Linked DNA regions of Homo sapiens: all the other regions are linked to region 1. A link is a contact called in ENCODE Hi-C or POLR2A ChIA-PET data. All regions are on one chromosome and are shown on one strand. The core of a region is the stretch at or near the end of the contact, and the rest is flanking DNA. Distances in the headings are between cores, read along the strand shown. Region 1 holds the start of IFRD2 (interferon related developmental regulator 2). Region 2 holds the start of NDUFAF3 (NADH:ubiquinone oxidoreductase complex assembly factor 3). Region 3 holds the start of TREX1 (three prime repair exonuclease 1).

Evidence for each region. Hi-C counts contacts between places; a loop is a spot of excess contacts on that map. ChIA-PET counts read pairs that join two places held with the same protein, here RNA polymerase II (POLR2A). Pooled maps may share reads with other maps.
Region 2: a loop to region 1 is called in a pooled map, with 9 times the contacts of the local background. The contact joins the promoter of NDUFAF3 here to the promoter of IFRD2 in region 1. A Hi-C loop is called at or near these places in 1 of 168 maps with a recorded cell type or tissue (naive thymus-derived CD4-positive, alpha-beta T cell), 1 of 37 single-sample maps with no recorded cell type and 8 of 50 pooled maps.
Region 3: a pooled map shows a loop between it and region 1 (4-fold over the local background). The contact joins the promoter of TREX1 here to the promoter of IFRD2 in region 1. A Hi-C loop is called at or near these places in 1 of 168 maps with a recorded cell type or tissue (naive thymus-derived CD4-positive, alpha-beta T cell) and 7 of 50 pooled maps. POLR2A ChIA-PET finds 5 or more read pairs at or near these places in 1 of 52 experiments (GM12878).

Annotation. Positions count from the first base shown.
Region 1 is chr3:50,290,199-50,294,125 of GRCh38, reverse strand. It overlaps IFRD2 (interferon related developmental regulator 2), which reads left to right and starts at 1,697. Exons shown (of 12, transcript NM_006764.5): 1 at 1,697-1,909; 2 at 3,447-3,566; 3 at 3,654-3,738; 4 at 3,832-3,927. The coding sequence starts at 1,852. HYAL3 (hyaluronidase 3) reads left to right here. Exons shown (of 4, transcript NM_003549.4): 3 at 405-494; 4 at 611-1,294. The coding sequence ends at 880. RefSeq lists enhancers at 263-818, 1,209-1,398 and a silencer at 1,779-1,988.
Region 2 is chr3:49,020,514-49,024,366 of GRCh38, reverse strand. It overlaps NDUFAF3 (NADH:ubiquinone oxidoreductase complex assembly factor 3), which reads right to left and starts at 2,246. Exons shown (of 5, transcript NM_199069.2): 1 at 2,146-2,246; 2 at 1,829-2,021; 3 at 1,599-1,665; 4 at 1,391-1,491; 5 at 872-1,311. The coding sequence starts at 2,222. The coding sequence ends at 1,195. It overlaps IMPDH2 (inosine monophosphate dehydrogenase 2), which reads left to right. Exons shown (of 14, transcript NM_000884.3): 14 at 1-42. MIR191 (microRNA 191) reads left to right here and starts at 3,658; the gene lies at 3,658-3,749. It also overlaps a transcript of DALRD3 not described here. RefSeq lists silencers at 1,856-1,905, 1,966-2,085, 2,126-2,225, 2,446-2,635, 2,672-2,874 and an enhancer at 2,390-3,159.
Region 3 is chr3:48,464,728-48,467,479 of GRCh38, reverse strand. TREX1 (three prime repair exonuclease 1) reads right to left here and starts at 1,250. Exons shown (of 2, transcript NM_033629.6): 1 at 1,171-1,250; 2 at 1-850. The coding sequence starts at 824. It overlaps ATRIP (ATR interacting protein), which reads right to left. Exons shown (of 13, transcript NM_130384.3): 12 at 2,397-2,649; 13 at 1-1,993. The coding sequence ends at 1,926. It overlaps ATRIP-TREX1 (ATRIP-TREX1 readthrough), which reads right to left. Exons shown (of 15, transcript NR_153405.1): 13 at 2,397-2,649; 14 at 1,171-1,993; 15 at 1-850. RefSeq lists enhancers at 1-440, 655-854, 441-1,322, 1,935-2,024.

The sequences.
Region 1 (3,927 bases), core at 448-2,947:
GTTTTGTCATGTTGCCCAGGCTGGTATTGAACTCCTGGGCTCAAGTGATTCTCCCGCTTTTGCCTCCCAAAGTGTGGGATTACAGGTGTGAGCCACTGTGCCCAGCCTAAAAAATTATTAGCCAGGTGTTATGCACCTGTAGTCCCAGCTGCTTGGGAGGCTGAGGTGGGAGGATTACTTGATCCCAGGAGTTCAAGGCTGCAGTGAGCTATGATCATGCCACTGCACTCCAGCCTGGATGACAGAGTAAAACCCCGCCTCTAAAACCAAACCAAACTAGAGAGTCCCTACTGTAGAGTTAGAATCAGATTGTGACAGTGAACCAGAAGAGTTTCTTGAATGTGGATGTGTGCCCACATGGATCTGGCCAGCCCAGCACTGGCTTAGCAGCTCTCTGCCTCCAGGATGACCTTGTGCAGTCCATTGGTGTGAGTGCAGCACTAGGGGCAGCCGGCGTGGTGCTCTGGGGGGACCTGAGCCTCTCCAGCTCTGAGGTGATCATTGCCCCTTTGAGCCTGCCATGTAGCACATGCTGGGGTCCCAGGGTGGGGGACGGCCATGTCAAGATTATAGAGCAGGCATATTGACACATATCTTCCCTTCTCCTCAGGAGGAGTGCTGGCATCTCCATGACTACCTGGTGGACACCTTGGGCCCCTATGTGATCAATGTGACCAGGGCAGCGATGGCCTGCAGTCACCAGCGGTGCCATGGCCACGGGCGCTGTGCCCGGCGAGATCCAGGACAGATGGAAGCCTTTCTACACCTGTGGCCAGACGGCAGCCTTGGAGATTGGAAGTCCTTCAGCTGCCACTGTTACTGGGGCTGGGCTGGCCCCACCTGCCAGGAGCCCAGGCCTGGGCCTAAAGAAGCAGTATAAAGCCAGGGCCCCTGCCACTGCCTCTTCTTTTCCCTGCTGCCACTTTTCCAGTCCTGGAACTACTCTGTCCCACTCTTGCTCTATTCAGTTTACAGTCAACCCTCCCAAGCACACACCCCGCTTCCCTTGGAATCCCTGAGGGGTAGAAGGGGCCAGAAAAAACGCTTATAAAACCAGAGGCCCTCTGAGATCATGTGAGTCCTCCATGGCAAGGAAGCAGTTCCAGGGAGAGTCAGGTTCCAGCTAGTTAGGGCTGCCAGCCTAGGGCTTTGTGCCTACACCTCACTAAGCCCATGGAGAGGTCACAGATGGGCCGTGCACGGGCAGATGGGCCCCAAAAAATCTTGGCGAAGGTCGGTAAAGTGCTAAGCTGTTGTCTGCACTCTTTCATCATAAAGTCACTTTTTTCCACTGCCTGAGGTTTGGCTGTTGCTCCTGTTATCCCAAGCTCTAAGCCCTTCCCATGGTCCCCAGACCCAGGCAGGGGTAGGTCTCGTCTGGAGTGTCCCGCTGCCAAGTGCCCTGAGAAGCCAGTCCTGCCTTGGTGCTCCACTGAGGGACGCTTCGGAGTTAACCACCGTGCACTTGTTCCCGACGCGGGGCTGGGGCGCGCGCAGGGCATTGTGGGTGCATAGTTCAGCCAGCGCGTCGTCGGCTGGTGGGCCCCAGGCGTGGACTACCATTCCCATGGTGCTCTACGCGCAGCTAGCCGCCGTCGCCTGCGCGCTCAGGCCTCTGGGATTAGTAGTTTTAGCCTCGTGGATGTGGGCCTGAATCGGATGGCCTGGAACTCGCCTTCCCGGCGACCTGTTTGGCAGGGCGGGGCGCCTCGCGAAGATGGTGGCGCGCGTGGCGTGTGGCTCCCGTCGTCTGGCCAAGTCTCAGCGCAGCGCACCGGCCGGCGTCTCGTTGGCCTGGAGCCCACACCCACCGGGTCCCTGACCCCGCGCCCCCCGCGCCCGGTTCCCGGCATGCCTCGCGCCCGTAAGGGCAACACGCTCCGGAAGGGTGGTCAGCGCCGTGGAGGAGGTGAGTGGGGTGGGGGGCGCGGGACAGCTGTATGAGCGGCGGGCGGGGGTCCTGCTGGATCCCCTTGGTTGTTCTCGAGGGCCCTGGGTGGGGAACCCCCTCGGCCAGCCCCACGCAGCTTCCCATAACTCTACCGAGGCTGGCACGTGCCCCAGCAGTCATTGGCCACGTGCGTGCCCAACTTGAGCTCGCTGCCCACTGCCTGTTGGGAGTCCGCGCTCCCAGCGGTGACCCGGCCAGCCCCTCCGGGCCTCAGTTGCCTGCTGGGTGGACAAACTCACCGGACAGGGCAGGAAGCCAGTCCTCTTGCCAAACCCTGATCCTTTCCTGGACTGGTCAAGGAAGTTGGCGGGAGTCCTGGCCTGCTCCGGTGAAGAGAGGGAGGGGGCTCTGTTGGGAAGCTACCTGGTTAGGGCCTTGGCAGCTTGGCAGGCCTGACTCCACAAGGTAGCTGAGTATCCTGGAGCCTGAGGCAGTCTTGGGACTCGCTTATCAGCTTAGACCAGGAGCCTATCTTAATGCGTTAAACACATATGTTTACTCTGCTGGGATGGGGTGCCTACCACGCACAAATTTATTTATTTTTATTCTTGAGGGGGAAGGGAGGAGGGCCGGGCACAGGAAGGAGGAAAATACCTAGGCACAACTTTAAACTGGTCACCACCATGGTGGGTTTTGGGTGGGGGACATCTAATAGGGTGTGGAACATGTTCACTGAGTGGTGTCAGCCCCAGACTTAGGACTCAGGGAGGCCTGGGGGGAAGTGCTTCTGGGTGAGTCCTGAGAGGATGGAGAAGAGAGCAAGTTGTACAAAGACCTGGCAGCTGGAGGGACCCCAGCGCAGTGGAGTGAATGAGGGAAGGCTGGGCTGCTCCGGCAGGTAGAATAGTAAGATAAAATGGGAGCAGGCTGGGCGTGGTGGCTCACACCTGTAATCCCAGCACTTTGGGAGGCCAAGGCAGGCAGATCACCTGAGGCCAGGAGTTCGAGACCAGCCTGACCAACATGGAGAAACCCTATCTACTAAAAATACAAAATTAGCTGGGTGTGGTGTCGTATGCCTGTAATCCCAGCTACTCGGGAGGCTGAGGCAGGAGAATCACTGGAACCCGGGAGGCAGAGGTCGCAGTGAGCCGAGATGGCGTCATTGCACTCCAGCCTGGGCAACAAGAGCAAAACTCTGTCTCAAAAAAAAAAAAAAAAAAAAAAGGTGGCGGGGAGCAGAGGCCAGTGCGCAGGCTGGACTTTGTCCTGCAGATGAGGGGTGTGAGTAGTTCTTAGAAGTAGGGCCAGCCTGGTGATCACACCCTGTCCAAAACTCTGCCACAGCAGCCAACCTTGCCAATGTCAGCCCTTGGCCCTGGACAGACCCCACACACAGGAGTGCACCAGCCCTACTGAACTGACCCTTGGCTTTGGTTTTTCATCTCTGAGAGGGACACCATTCTATCTTTTGGGATTATGAGGTCGAGTGAGGTACCCCCAGCCATCCCTCATCAGTAGAGGCAAGTTGAGTGTCCTATTCCACCTTCTCCAGGTGCCCGGAGCAGTGCCCAAGCTGACTCGGGTTCCAGTGACGATGAGGCAGCCAGTGAGGCCCGCAGCACCGCCAGTGAATGCCCCAGCCTTCTCAGCACCACTGCAGAGGACAGCCTTGGTGAGAGCGGGTGGAAGTTTGACAGGGGCTTGGTGAGGGCTCCATGGGCTGAGGACAAGAAGCGGTGCTGACCAGGTGGCCTTGCAGGGGGGGATGTCGTGGATGAGCAGGGCCAGCAGGAAGACCTTGAGGAAAAGCTGAAGGAGTATGTGGACTGTCTCACAGACAAGAGGTACCCCTGGCTGCCAGCCAACTCCTACACCCAGCTCCAAGTGTGATCAAGGGAGGGCTGGCCCATATGACCCCCCTTCTCGACCTCCCCCAGTGCCAAGACCCGGCAGGGTGCTCTTGAGAGCCTGCGCCTGGCCCTAGCGTCCCGCCTACTCCCCGACTTCTTGCTGGAGCGCCGCCTCACGCTAGC
Region 2 (3,853 bases), core at 997-3,496, 1.3 Mb after region 1:
CCTCCTCGGTTTTTTTTTCAATAAAAGTTTAGAAAGAAAAAAGTGATGCCTGATCTTTCAACAGACAGGTGGGGCTCTGTAGCTGCCACTACCACAGATGCACACAAAAACAGCACCCTCATTTCCAGGGGGAGCCTCAGGCCCCGAGATAAATGTGCTCCATGGACCTGGAAGCGGGTAGTTCCAGGTCCAAAAAGTTCCTCCTGAGGCTGCTCACAAAACAGCTGACTATAGCTATAGCTATGGCTCTTGGGGTTTCAGTCTCACACTGAGCATCTGACTCTGGCTCCCAAGGGGTCAAAGAACAAGCCCTGGGACTGGCATACACAGGGCATCCTGCTAGCCCATAGCTTGGCCATATAGGACCAGGTCAACACACATATATATTCCCTAACTTGAATCTCTCTCGGCCAGGCACATTGGCTCACGTCTGTAATCCCAGCACTTTGGGAGGCAGGTGGATCACTTGAGATCAGGAGTTCGAGACCATCCTGGCCAACATGGTGAACCCTTTCTCTACTAAAAATACAAAAATTAGCTGGGCGTGGTGATGCATACCTCTAGTCCCAGCTACTCAGGAGGCTGAGGCAGGAGAATCACTGAAACCCAGGAGGCGGAGGTTGCAGTGAGCTGAGACTGCGCCACTGCACTCCACCCTGGCGAAAGAGCAAGACTCATCTCCAGAAAAAAAAAAAAAAAAAAAAGCCCAGTGTAGTGGTAGGGGCCTCTAATTCCAGCTACTCAGGAGGCTGAGGCACGAGAATCGCTTGAATCCAGGAGGTGGAGGTTGTAGTGGGCCAAGATCACGCCACTGCACTGCAGCCCGGGCGACAGCGAGACTCCATCTCAAAAAAAGAAAAACAATCAGCGATTTTGTGAGAAAAGCCGTTGAGGTCCTCTCAAATCTGCATGTGAGCAAGTAGGTCTACAACAGGCAAACATACTGCTTCCCGACTTCTGAAAAGTCAAGGAATCCTAAGTAATCTAGATGAAAAAGTGACTCCTTGGTTTCTTCACATTCCCCTCCAAGAGCCCAGTGAGCCATCAGCTCCTGGCCAGCAACACACCTGATACAAAATGGGAGAAGTGTATAAATTATTATGTTGATAAGCAAGATAAGTGCCAAAGGGTAGATAAGAGTGAAAGCATTGGGAAGCCTGGCAGAGTGCAGTCAGCAGGTCAGTTCCTGGCGGTTCATTGAGCAGCTTGGCCCAAAGATGTAAGTGAAGTCCCTCCTGGTGGAGGGATGAGAGCAGCTCCAGTTACTCGGCCTTCATGACACAGGAAGTTGAAGGTGGCACAGGCATTGGGCTGCAAAGAAAAGGCCAGCATCAGCCTGTCTAGCGCCAGGCCTGTGCTCCCCGCAGCATGCCCCAGTCCCGGGACTCACCGTGTCCTGCACTTCCACAGCAATGCCCCGCTGCCTCATGGCTTGAAGCACCTGGGACTGCAGCCTCTCGGTCCGGTCTCCAGTCCCCACCACCACGATCTCTAGGGAAGGGTGGGTGTGGCTAGTCTACAGTTCTGTTGAGAGGCTGCAGTGGGGGTCGCCTTCTGGGGCCCAGAACACCTCTGTTCTCCCTCCCCTTCCCCAGTACCTATCCGGGGCTCCAGCAACCAGAAGAGGGAAAAGCTGTCTTCGGTGATGTCCTGGTGGGATCCCACCTGTGCAGGGAGGAGGCACATTTAATACGACAAATCCACGCAGCCTCTCCCCATCTCCATCCACTGCAGGAGGAGACAGAGGAAAGCCAAGTTTGCAGGGACCAAGCAGGGTGAGGGCCTGTGACTCTGGGCCTCAGTTTCCACACTGCGGGCCAGGACTCACGTTCCACTGCACCACCGAGTGCGGGAGCAGAGCGCAGGGGCCGAGCACGCGGTTTCCGTTTATCATGAAGCCGCGGCTGTTGTAGCTGTCGATGTACATTGCCTGAGCGGCCTCGCGTTGCAGCAGAGAGATGCGCGTCCGCTGATACAGCTCGTCATCCGCCGGCGAGAGCCGATGCCCTCGCCGCGGGGCCCTGCGGAGGGAAAGGGTCAGGGGCGCGGGGCCGGGCCGGGCAGCCCGAGAGGCCGGAAGGTGCTGGGCTGGCAGTCGCCGGCCCTAGGGGGCTGGATGGTCGAGGGCGCGGGGTCCAAGCTCACCAGGGAAGCTCAACGGGCGGACAGCGCAGCGAGGGTCGCGCTCGGTACAAGCTACGTAGCGCGAGAGCGGTGGCCATGGCTGACCAACGCGCGGCGAAGTCGTCACCGGCGCCGTTAGTCCCCGGGTTGGGAGGGCCCTGCGGAGCCTGACCCAGCGTGGCTGCAGCGCCCCCTGCGTCCCGGAGGGCACCGCACAGCTCGACCGGCCCAGCAGGCGAGTGTCCTCAGTCTTAGGAGGCCGAGTTCCCCGACCTCCGGCGCAGCTCCAGTGTCAGCACCTGCCGCCCTCCCCGCCCCGGGCCCTTGCCCATAGTCCCGGGGGAGTGGAACACCTGGCAGCGTGGCCACCCTCAGGGCGTTGCCTGGGCCGCAGCCGCGGCCTGGCCCCCGGGCTCTCAGCTATTAAGCCGCGCTCCCGGGGCGGGGCGACCGCCCACCTGGTCGCGTCCCGAACACCTGGCCAGGCGGTGGGTGCCAGACTTCTAGCCCCTAATTCCAGCCTTTGGGGCTTCGGGCACCGTGGGCGGGGCAGCCGGCTCAAGTTTCTCCGGCTAGACGCGGAAGCACGCCCCGCCCTAACCGTCACCCGCGCGACCGTTGGCCTCTCCGCAGCGCGCGGAGAGGGGCGTGGCCGAGCGTGGATTGGCTTCTCGGGTTCTCTAGGGGGCGTGGCCAGGTGGTTTCTCCTTAAAATGGCTCCAAGTCTGCAGGCAGCCAGAGCAAGCGGAAGGGCAAGCTGTGATAGTGTTTGGGTGGCTGTTCGGCTGGCCCAGACCAGGCCGAACCGGACCAGACTTGAAGTAGAAGCGCGTGGAGCATCACCTTGTCCTCGTTCACTCTGCTCGCGTCCTGGGAGTCCCCCGTCCCCCGTCTTGATCCAAGTCAAGGGCCTACTGGCGCGAGAGTCGCTGGCCCCCGCGCGGGGTTTGGGCATCTCGGCACGCCGGCTCTGTCGTGGCCTCAGGGGAACATTGTCGCTTTCGCTACCCGCGGGGCCGGGCGAGCGGGAAGCTCGGCACAGTGGGAGCCTGGTGGTGGGTCTCCTGGGGCCGGTCGCAATGGGTTTCCGGGGGTCCCGCGGCTGCTCTGTGGACCCCTTCGGCCCCTGGTGCTCCGGGCGCTGGCAGCGTCACCGGACAAAGGCCACCGAGCGCGGGGGTGTCCCCGAGGTGGACGCGCGGGTTTACTTCCTCTCCGGCCCCACGGGCGCGCTTCCCTCCTGACGGATTCCGAAGCCCGCCCCACCACCGTCACCGCACCAGTGGCCCAGGCTTCGTGGGACCAACAGGGCTAATCCTGCCCCACGGATCTAATCCGGATCGGGACCCGGTCCCAGGGGAGGCCCCCACCTCCCCTTCTATTGTTCTGTGGCCCAGGTGAGCGTCTTGTTCCCTCTAGACTCCGTTTCACAACCTACTCCCGGGTCTTCCTCCTGGGACTGGGGATGGGCGGGTTCTGATGTGGCCCCAGGGCGAGTGACCTGGGGGCAGGAGCTCCCCCGCCCCCCGCCAACGGCTGGACAGCGGGCAACGGAATCCCAAAAGCAGCTGTTGTCTCCAGAGCATTCCAGCTGCGCTTGGATTTCGTCCCCTGCTCTCCTGCCTGAGCAGCGCCCTGGCCCAGATGGGGTGCCCCTGACCCCCAGACATACTTTACTGAGCTGCTTGGGTCTCAGTTCCTCTCAGTTGCGCCCTCAGGCTGGAGGTGA
Region 3 (2,752 bases), core at 1-2,500, 1.8 Mb after region 1:
GGAGGAAGATCCTTGGTACCCCTGCTCTCTCCAAGGCTGGGACTAGTGTTCCTGGTTGTGGCCAGGTGTGCAGTGGTTGTGACAGCAGATGGTCTTGGCTTGGTCCTAGCAGAGGCTGTGACCCCATACATGGGCCTGATGGTGCCGAAAGGCCTGGCGTGAGCATCCACCCACCGCAGCAGGGCCTGTGGTCTCCACTGACAGATGCTGAGCAGGGCCAGGACATCACCCTCAGCCGTGTGCGAGTCTGGAGGGGACTGCCCATACAGGCGAGTGTAGATGCTGCCTAGGCTATAGCTCTTCCTTGGGCCGTGTTCTGAGGGGCTGCTTGCTCGCTCCAGGGCCTTCAGCGCAGTGATGCTATCCACACAGAAGGCACCATCCAGAGCACTGGTGAGGCCCAGCATAGCCAGCTCTGCTTGGAGCAGGGGGAAGTCGTAGCGGTCACCATTGTGTGCCACCAGGCACCAGGGCTGTGGCTGGCGCCGCAGGAAGGCTAGGAGCAGGTTGGCCAGGTTGTCATCAAAACATTGACGCCCATGCGCTGCCAGCACAGCTGTGCTCAGACCTGTGATCTCGCTGGCTGCAGGGCTGCAGGCCTTCCCCGGAGCCACACACAGGGAGAGCTTGTCTACCACACGCGGTGGTGGAGGAACTGTGGGAGGTGGCCCCTGAGAGGTGGGGGGGCTCTCCAGGGCACATCTGTGGACAGCCAGCAGGCACAGCTCCGTGACCTTGGGCTGGGAGAAGGGCAAGCCAGTGGCCTCCATGTCGAAAAAGATGAGGGTCTGCATGGGCCCCGGGGGCAGGGCCTGCGAGCCCATGGTTGGGTACGTACCTGCTGCTGAGCCTGGAGAGGAGCATGGGGTGGGTGTGTGAGTGCCCAGTGTTAAGATCCGAAGGGGAGGGAGTGGGGTAGGGGGTGGGCAGAAGCACATCTCAGGCCTTCCCTGCACAATCCTGCCCTGTCTGCGAGCTCCAGGGCCCATTTTCAGGCAGGAAGTTGGAGAGGGTGAGGTGGTTTCCTTAGTGGGACCAGCACATTCGACTGTCTGAGAGGGTCTCCCTCTTCACATGACTCGGCCCCTCCCCTAGTGCCCCCTTAGTCTGGGGTGGGGGAACCCATGGCCCTCCTGCCCTGCGCCATCCCATTGTGGGGGCCACACTCACCGTAGCAGGCAGGCAGGCAGGCAGTAGTGACTCGGCTGCACACTCTCCCGCGGCTCTCGCTGGCAGCAGTGGCGGGAAGTGAAACTTGGCGTGGGCCCGCCTACAGGCCCACGTGAGCCAGGCCCGCCCTGCTCGTCAGCCTGCCTGGTCTGTCCCTCTCACCACCATCCGTTCCCCCCCACACCCACTCCCCTGCTCCCGGGGGACCCCAGAGGCCTTCCAAGATCCACAGCTGTGGCCTGCTGGTGGCACAATGCACCGGGGCCATCATACCAGTGACAGGCAGCTGGAAGGACCAGGGCAGTGGTGCCAGACCAGCTCCCGGTCTTACACACTGCTGGGAGCCCCTGCTGCGGCCCTTTCATGCCCACCTGTGGGTCCCAGTTTCCCAGGCTTTCCTGGTTTAGGCCTGGGCCAAGAGCCACCTCCTTCCCTGCCACACAATGGTTTCTTCCCATGGCCCCAGCCCAAAGCAATGACTCAGGACAATTCCACAGGCAGGGCAGGGCTCCTTCCTCAAGGCAGATCAGTTACCATGGGGACGGGCTCAGCAACAGCCAGGGACAGGAAGAAGGATCCCAGCCACTCAGGGTCCGGGTCCTGCTCCACCCCTCCCACTCCGCCAAACAGATCAGACTCAGGAAACAAGGCCAGCCAGTTCTCTGGGCAGTTCCTGCTGGTCACTGCTTTAATCAGTTGATGTGGTAAGGAAAGGAGTGGTGCTGGTGCCACCATGTGGCTGGACACTCAGGGCCTCAGCCACACTCCACCTCGGGGTCTTCCACATCGGTTTCCGCGGCACAGAGGTCATCCAGGGCTGCCTCTGAGACAAAAAGGAGAGGTTCCTGGTGAGGGCCCAAAGGTGCCAGGGCCTAGGGCAGGTCCCACCTCTCCTCCCCCAACGTCCGCAGGAACTAACCAGTCCCTTCCACACCCAGGCCCTGCTCCCTCAGCTACTGCAAACAAAGTGATACAAAGGCAATTCAGACACGGCTATTTCTGGAAAAACCGTGGCTCTGCCAGGCACACTCAACAGATAGATGCAAAAGGCATCCCAATATGCTTGGAGAAGAACTGAGGCAGGAAGATAAAAGAAAATGGCCCCAGTGCTGGAACAGGCTGCAGTGGGCGGGGGCCTGCTGAGGGGACACCCAGGAATCTGACTTGTTGGGGAACCTCTGGAAGAAGCCATGGGGGCTGGGCAGGATGGCCTCTGGCAGGCTTACCTTCACAGTCCGTCACATCAGGAAGCCCTCGGATGAGCATGCTGACCCCCGGCATCACCTGGTCAAACTGATGCAGGACCTCCACGCAGTGCATCATGAAGAGCTTGTCCTTCTGCGATAGGCCGTGCAGCAGCAGCACCGTGTCCCGCAGACAGCGCACTGTCCGCCTCTGCTGGTCGGTCCTTGGGGGTCCCCCTGCCCTCCGCACTGTCAGCCACTGTCTGTGCAACATCACCGTGAGCGCTCTGACCACCTGAGAGAGGGGGGGTGCAGACTGAGGCCTGGTGCCACCATGGCCTGCACCCTAACAATCCGCTCAGCCTAGCCACCTCACGTGAGGGGGTTTGCAGTGGGGC